2 separate regions of the Homo sapiens genome follow, and region 2 is linked to region 1. The links are chromatin contacts, found by Hi-C in ENCODE. All regions are on one chromosome and are shown on one strand. The core of a region is the stretch at or near the end of the contact, and the rest is flanking DNA. Distances in the headings are between cores, read along the strand shown. Region 1 overlaps ANKFY1 (ankyrin repeat and FYVE domain containing 1). Region 2 overlaps PELP1 (proline, glutamate and leucine rich protein 1).

Region 1 (4,111 bases), core at 79-2,578:
TGTTATCTTGTAGCTAAATTTTGCTAAAGCTTTTGCTATTCTCTTTTCTTTCACTGGTCTGTTACCTGAAATTACATAATCGTATAAACTGAAAAATTAAATATGAAATAATATAATCCAATGTCCAAACTTTCAGCTTTCCTTCCCTTTCTGTTTCCCTTGACATTTTACTCTATTTTCTGATATATCAAGTTGAATGAAATCCTTAGTCATAGTCTCTTTGTTGGAAACAATGAGTGCCTAAATGAATATGTGAAAATATTGTCCAAATAAGTGTCATAGCCAGTGTTCCAGAGATCTCACTTCATTTAAGTTACTGCATTTTAGGTTGTCAAGGAGATAGCATGCTGTGTTTTTATATTACATTTTCTCTGTTGCTCTCCCAAGTTGGCATTTTAGAACAACAGAAAACAAAACGTTCACTAAATAATGTCAGACGAGATGTCCGGGAGCGTCTTTCTATTGGAGCTGTGGCTCTTGGTAATCAGCTTGCTGATGGAGTGGCTTTTTACAGCATTTAGTGATCTTTGTATTCCCTTGGGTGCATAAAGTAATGGCTTTTCTCCTGGGTGAGTGAAGGGATGGTTTCAGTCATCAGGAGGCACTCCACCTATTGCTGTGTTTTCCCTAGAGAGACTTTGCTGCCTAGAGCTGCTTGCTGTTTTCGTCATGGGCTGGTGTTTTCCCAGGAGGGCTCACTGTGCCCCACATGAAATCAGTGGACGGCTTACTCCTGTCTGTTATTGATGTGGGTTTGAGTGCATTTTAATATCTAAATCCTATAAATAAAAAACAAAAGCAGGTCCACAGTCTATAGGTGCATACAGCATTAGGCTATTAGCAAAGCTGATTTGATTATTGAGGACATTCAGTTAACTGTTTCTTTCATTTGTTTGTTTGTTTGTTTTGGTGAGGAGTTTTGGTGATAGTGAAATCAGACTGATTTTAATTAGATTGAGTATGATTTATGTCTTTATATGTTTTCCAGACTTCCTGAGCTTTCTCCTGTTGACCTTGTCAGACTTGCTTATGTAAATTAAATTGCTTTTGTAAAAATGTCTTGGGGTTGGAGTAGTTGAGATAATTGTAATCTGTGTAATGGATTCTTTAATTAAACTGTTTGTTGTTTGTTGACCGAGTAGGCTTCATAACTGTCAACATTACCAGATGCTTAATTTTGTATTGTTAGATATGAGTATCGAGTTATTATCTGTCATGGCTTTCTTAAGAGCTGGAGTGGAAGACACCGGGAGTGGAGTCAAGGGTTGGCTTTTAAAGGGTCACAGAGTGCCCCCTGCTGTCCTTGGAAGGAATTACATGCTTGAGATAATGAAAGGGTGCTAGCGACGGGTGCGGTTCAGTGTGAAGCAGCCGTTGCTCTTTTTGTAATGTGGGGATCTCGCCGGTTTTGGAATGCTAGCACTGATTTGATGAAAAGGAAGTTTTTATAGTAAGCATCAGGAAAATCTTTTCTTTTTTTTTCTACCACGGAGGGCACACTGAAGAAAATACTCTTAATTTTTTTTTTTTTTTTTTAGAAGACAGCCTCACTGTGTCACCCTGGCTGGAGTGCAATGGCACAGTCTTGGCTCACTGCAACCTCCGCCTCCCGATTCAAGCGATTCTCCTGCCTCAGCCTCCTGAGTAGCTGGGATTACAGACGACTGCCACCACGCCCAGCTAATTTTTGTATTTTTAGTAGAGACGGGGTTTTGCCATGTTGGCCAGGTTAGTCTCAAACTCCTAGCCTCAGGTGATCCGCCCGCCTCAGCCTCCCAAAGTGCTGGGATTACAGGCGTGACCTACCGTGCCTGGCTAATCTTTTTAAAGAGATAATTAATGTATACTAAAAAAAGACAGTTAATCTTTTTCTCCTTACAAAAGTATAATACATGTTCGGTGTATGATATTTGGAGGATACAGAATGATATAAAGAAAAAAGTCATTTGTAACTAAATCATTGTTTACCTTCTGTCATTTTTCTTTTCAATAATTTTTTTTTCCCACATCCACTCAAGAGTGATATGAAAACTATACAGCAGTTTGTGGGACGTTTAAATATATGCTTGATGTTATACTTTAAAAGTCACCAACATGGTGAAACCCAGTCTCTACTAAAAATACAAAAAAATTAGCCAGGCGTGGTGGCGGGCACCTGTAATCCCAGCTACTCAGGAGGCTGAGGCAGGAGAATCGCTTGAACCTGGGAGGTGGAGGTTGTGGTGAGCCTGGATTGAGCCTTGTTGCTCCAGCCTGGGCAATATGAGTGAAAGTCCATCTCAAAAAAAAAAAAAAAAAAAGTTAGGTTTATCGTTTTTGTATCTCTGTGTCCTTTCTGTACTCTAAAGTTAAAAATAATAATTAAAAAATTCCCTTCGGGTGAAAGTCTGTCTGTCTTGCTATTTTCAAAGAGAATATAGGAACCGAGAATCTTAATTTCTAAATAAGATTACGTGTTCCTTGGTTGCGTAAATCATGTCAGTTACTATTTATAATCTATCCAAATGGCAAATGGCACTCTGGAGATCCTAGAATTGGTGACAGTGAAATGTCTGCCAGCTTTAATAAAAGATCTGCTTTCGTGAAACATATTTGAGTCCCTTGGTGCAATGTCATTTGACAGTGAAAAGGAGGAGAGTGGAATTTTCAGGTTCTCAGCAAATGCTGTAAAGGTGCTTTGTAAAGTGCTCTGCAAATGTGAGTTATTACTTCCTGAGATCATACTGTGTATTAGGCTGCCTGGTGTTAGGATGTTAGGAAGGCAGATTGAATATTAGTTGTAAAAATGGTAAAAGCTTCTGAAAGCTATCTGAAAAGAGGTTTTTTTCTGCTGGAATGCTCTGATTTCATGGCTGAGGTTAGAGTGACTTTGTCAGACATTGCTGTGGTGTGCTACAGGTTTGGAGAAACCAATGGTACAGAAAACTGAGGCTTAGAAATATAATGCTGTTGACTGGGTGTGATGGCTCACACCTGTAATCCCAGCACTTTGGGAGGCCGAGGTGGGTGGATCCCGAAGTCAGGAGATCGAGACCATCCTGGCTAACATGGTGAAACCTCATCTCTACTAAAAATACAAAAAATTAGCTGGGCGTGGTGGCAGGCGCTTTTAGTCCCAGCTACACGGGAGGCAGAGGCAGGAGACAGGAGAATCGCATGAACCTGGGAGGCGGAGGTTGCAGTGAGCCGAGATCGTACCACTGCACTCCAGCCTGGGCGACAAAGTAAGACTTCATCTTGGAAAAAAAAAAAAAAAAGAAATAAATATAATGCTGTTGTATGTAACTTACATTCTTGTTTATTATTGTAACTTAACTTACTAATGTAACTTACTTAGATATTGTAACAACATGATTTTTAAAGTGCCCTGGGAGAGATGCTTCCTTACACCAAGTCAGTAATGTTAATTAAAAACAAAGCACCCAGTCTGCCATGGTGAAACCCCGTCCCTACTAATAATACAAAAATTAGCCGGTCGTGGTGGCGGGCGCCTATAATCCCAGCTACTCTGGAGGCTGAGGCAGGAGAATCACTTGAACCCAGGAGGCGGAGGTTGCAGTGAGCCGAGATCATGCCACTGCACTCCAGCCTGGGCGACAGAGCACACTCTGTCTCAAAAAAAACCCAAAGCTTTGACAGATCTTAGTGTAAAGCAGGTGCCTGCATTTACTGCTAAACAGAGAAATGACTCCAAGATTTTATTCTTGCTCCTAGCCTCTCCTTCGTGATGTTTTGAAAGTGTGTTGTGAGGTGGGGTGCGGTGGCTCACGCCTGTAATCCCAGCACTTTGGGAGGCTGAGGCGGGCGGGTCATGAGGTCAGAAGATCGAGACCATCCTGGCTAACATGGGGAAACCCCGTCTCTACTAAAAAAAAAAATACAAAAATTAGCTGGGTGTGGCGGCACATGCCTGTAATCCCAGCTATTCTGGAGGCTGAGGCAGGAGAATCGCTTGAACCTGGGAGGCGGAGGTTGCAGTGAGCCAAGATCATGTCACTGCACTCCAGCCTGGCGACAAAGGTAGACTCCGTCTCAAAAAAAAAAAAAAAAAAAGTGTGTTCTGCATTCTGCCCAGGTCTTTCTCATGACCTTCCTTCTTTCTTCTGCCATC
Region 2 (4,111 bases), core at 450-2,949, 480 kb before region 1:
GATCTAATCATGAGGAAACAGCAGACAAATTAAACTGGAGATTTGTGCGTTTTCAGCAAGAATACTGCAGAAGTCGTCCAGGTGCAGTGGCTCATGCCTGTTATCCCAGCATGAGATTCAGAGGCTTAGTGGGAGGCCGAAGTGGGAGGATCACTGAGTGCAGGAGTTCAAGACTAGCTTGGGCAACATGGCAAGACCCTATCTCTACAAAAAAAAAAAAAAAAAACCTTGCAGAAATGATGTGTCATTCTTGGTGCATCACATCAGGAGCACGTATTCTAGGTTAAGCAGGTCTCTGCCAGATTTCTTCACTGTTATAAAGGTATGATTTTTTTTTTTTCCATTTGTAGTTAAGTGTCTTGGGGGGAGATAATGTGAATGTCTTAGGTCTTGTCAACCTTTCACCCACTCATTTTAACATCTATTAAAGGTTCTTCCCTGAATGAATTATTACTATGATGGTTGTTCCGTTGAACTCATTACATTCAGGCTTTTAGCCTAAATGCTGCCGAAACAACCCTTTGCTGGGTGAAATGGTAACTCTTGAAGATCACTGGTGTCCATCAAGACATTAAGTTCAAAGGTCAATTTGGGTCATCATATTTGACTTATCGCTACCATTTGATACAGTTAATTATACTTTCCTATTTAAAAAACTGTCTTCACTTGACTTCTGGGATATCTCTCCCCTGTCTTTTTGTTTTTGTTTGTTTGTTTCATTGAGACAGGGTCTCGCTGTGTTGCCCAGGCTGGAGTGCAGTGGCGCGATCATAGCTTACTGCATCCTTGATCTTCCAGGCTGAGGCAGTCCGCCCTGCTCAGCCTTCTGGGTAGCTGGGACCACAGGTGTGTGCCCCCACACCCAGCTAATCTGTTTGATTTTTAGTAGAAACAAGGTCTCGCTATGTTGCTGAGGCTGGTCTTGAACTCTTGAGCTCAAGCAGTCTTCCCACTTTAGCCTCCTAAAGTACTGGGATTATAGGCGTTAGTCACCCTCCCAGCCCCTCTCCTCTCCTCTCGATTCTCCTGTTATCACACTGGTTACTCCTTTCCAGTAAAGACTGATCCCTCCTCACCTCTGTGACCTCTGAAGGTTTGAGTGCCTACAACCCAGGCCTTGCACTGTTTCTCTTCTCTTTACTCTTATTCCCTTGGTGAACTGATCCAGTCTCAAGGCCCACACCTCTTGAGTTTACATCTCCAGCCAGAAGTTCTCTTCACACTTGTCTAGCCGGTGCCTATTTGGCATCTCCGTTTTCATGTTAAATACACATCACAGATTGAACAGATCTGAAACTGAGCTCCCTATTGTCACCCCAAAACCTGCTCCTCCTGCATTAGTTCCCTTCTCGGTGAATGGCAGCTTCATCTTTCTAGTTGTTCAGCAAAAAACCTTGGCATTATCTTGGACCCTTCTTTTTATTTTCCACCCATATCCAGTTTGACGGCACATCCCGTTGGCTCTACCTTCACAGTACTTCCTGATTTTGACTGCTTTGTATCGCCACAGTTACCACATTCTTCAAGCTGCATCATCATTTGTCTGGAATATTACAGTAACCTTCTACCTCATCTGTTTGCTTCTGCCTTCTCAACAAGACAACACAAATGCTGTTGATTAAAAACAAAGCAAAACAAAAAGCAAACCAGAAGTCAGATATTGTCACTCCTGTGCGCAATTTCTCTCTCCCCCTCGTGGCTTTTATCTTACTCAGGGTGAAAGTCGGTAATCACCTATATGTCTCTGCACAGTCTGGTCCCACTCCCTTAACCTTCATCATTGGTTACTCCTCTCCACCTTGCTCACTTTTCTCCATCAACAATTTGTCTCCTTGTTGTTCTTTGGAAATAACGAAGTATGCTCTCATCTCATAGTCTTCGCTCTTTTTATTTTTCTTTTTTGAGACAGGATGTTGCTTTGCTGTTCAGGCTGGAGTGTAGTGGTGGCGATCATGGCTCACTGCAGTCTTGACCTCCCGGGGTCAAGCAGCCCTCCCACCTTAGCCTCCCAAGTAGCTGTGACCACAGGTGCCCTCCACCATGTTCGGCTAATTTTTAAAAATTCTTTGTGGAGAATGGGGGTCTCCCTCGGTTGCACAGGCTGATCTTGACCTCCTGGGCTCAAGCCATCCTCCTGCCTTGGCCTCCCAGTGTTGGGATTACAGTCATGAGCCCCTTGCCCAGCCTGTTTTTTTTTTTTTTCTTTTCCTGGAACACTCTTTTTTTTATGGTTATCAGTATGCCTTTTTATAAAAACAGCTTTACTGCGGGGGTTCATGGTGGTTCACTCCTGTAATCCCAGCACTTTCGGAGGCCAAGGTGGGCGGATCACCTGAGGTCAGGAGTTGGAGACCAGCCTGACCAATATGGTGAAACCACACCACCACGTCTGGCTAATTTTTGTATTTTTAGTAGATTTTTAGATGTTTAGTTTCGCCACGTTGGCAAGGCTGTTCTCAAACTCCTAACCTCAAATGATCTGCCCACCTTGGCCTCCCCAAGTGCTGGGATTACAGGCGTGAATCACTGCCCCCTGCCAGATTTTTTTTTTTTTTTTTTTTTTTTTTAAGAGAGAGGGTCTCACTCTTTTGCCCAGGCTGGAGTATAGTAGTGTGTTCATAGCTCACTGCAGCCTTGAACGCCTGGATTCAAGCGATCCTTCTGCCTCAGCCTCCCGAGTAGCTGGGACTGCAGGTGCATGCCATTGCACCTGGCTAATTTTTAAAAATTTTTGTAGAGATGGTGTCTCTCTGTGTTGCCCAGGCTGGTATGGAACTCCTGGCCTCAAGTGATTCGCCTGCCTTGGTTTCCCAGAATTTTGGGATTATAGGCCACCGTGCCTGGCCAAAACAGCTTTATTGAGAAATAATTCACAAACCATACAATTTAGCCATTTTATTTATTTATTTTTTCCAGACGGAGTCTCACTCTGTTGCCGAGGCTGGAGTGCAGTGGCGTGATCTCGGCTCACTGCGACCTCTGCCTCCCGGGTTCAAGCGATTCTCCTGCCTCAGCCTCCCTAGTAGTTGGGATTACGGGCGCCCGCCACCATGTCCGGCTAATTTTTGTATTTTTCAGTAGAGACGGGTTTTCATCATGTTGGCCAGGCTGGTCTCAAACTCCTGACCTCGTGATCCACCCGCTTCGGCTGCCCAAAGTGCTGGAATTACAGGCATGAGCCACGGTGCCTGGCCTTTTATTTTTTTCGAAATGGAGTCTCACATTGTCACCCAGGCTGGAGTACAGTGGTGCAATCTTGGCAAACTGCAATTTCTGCATCCTGGGTTCAAGCGATTCTCCCGGGTTCAAGCGATTCTCCCGGGTTCAAGCGATTCTCTCAGGTTCAAGCGATTCTCCTTCCTTAGCCTCCCGAGTAGCTGGGATTACAGGCGCCCACCACCACGCCTGGCTAATTTTTGTATTTTTAGTAGAGCCGGGGTTTCACCATGTTGGCCAGGCTGGTCTTGAACTCCTGACCTCATGATCCACCTGCCTCGGCCCCCCAAAGTGCTGGCATTACAGGCGTAAGCCACCGCGCCCGGCCCATTTTATTTTTATTTTATTTTATTTTTTTTGAGGTGGAGTCTCATTCTGTCACCCAGGCTGGAGTGCAGTGTCACGATCTTGGCTCATTGCGACCTCCGCCTCCCGTTCTCAAGCGGTTCTCCTGCCTCAGCCTTTGGAGTAGCTGGGATTACAGGCGCCTGCCACCACGCCTGGCTGATTTTTTTTTTTTTGTATTTTTGGTAGAGATGGCGTTTCACCATGTTGGCCAGGCTGGTCTCAAACCCCTGACCTCAGGTGGTCTGCCCACCTTGGCCTCCCAAAGTACTGGGATTATAGGCATGAGCCACTGCGCCCGGCCACAGTTCACTCACTTAGAGTATACAATTCCGTGGATTTAGTATATTTGCAGAGTTGTGCGGTCATTGCTGTGCTCAGTTTTGGAACATTTTCATCACTCCATAAAGAAATTCTGTACCCACTTACAGTCATTCCCATTGCCCACCAAGCCCTCCCTGGCTGCCTCCAGCTTTAGGCAAACAGTAATCTACTTTTTTTCTTTAGAGATTTGCCTATTCTGGCCATTTGATAGAAATGAATTGTATAA

What was found. Hi-C counts contacts between places; a loop is a spot of excess contacts on that map. Pooled maps may share reads with other maps.
Region 2: a loop to region 1 is called in a pooled map, with 2.3 times the contacts of the local background. The contact joins two enhancer-like sites. A Hi-C loop is called at or near these places in 2 of 50 pooled maps.

Annotation. Positions count from the first base shown.
Region 1 is chr17:4,212,713-4,216,823 of GRCh38, reverse strand. All of the region lies in intron 4 of ANKFY1 (ankyrin repeat and FYVE domain containing 1), which reads left to right. Among named protein-coding and RNA genes, the nearest start is that of ANKFY1, 49 kb to the left of the region's middle. Within about 2 kb of position 1,328, at least 9 of the 41 ENCODE cell types and tissues checked have a DNase peak (open chromatin) inside an H3K27ac peak, as active enhancers do.
Region 2 is chr17:4,694,124-4,698,234 of GRCh38, reverse strand. The region is part of intron 1 of PELP1 (proline, glutamate and leucine rich protein 1); the gene reads left to right. Among named protein-coding and RNA genes, the nearest start is that of PELP1, 8.0 kb to the left of the region's middle. RefSeq lists enhancers at 791-960, 1,590-1,659, 2,853-3,022. Within about 2 kb of position 1,699, at least 4 of the 41 ENCODE cell types and tissues checked have a DNase peak (open chromatin) inside an H3K27ac peak, as active enhancers do.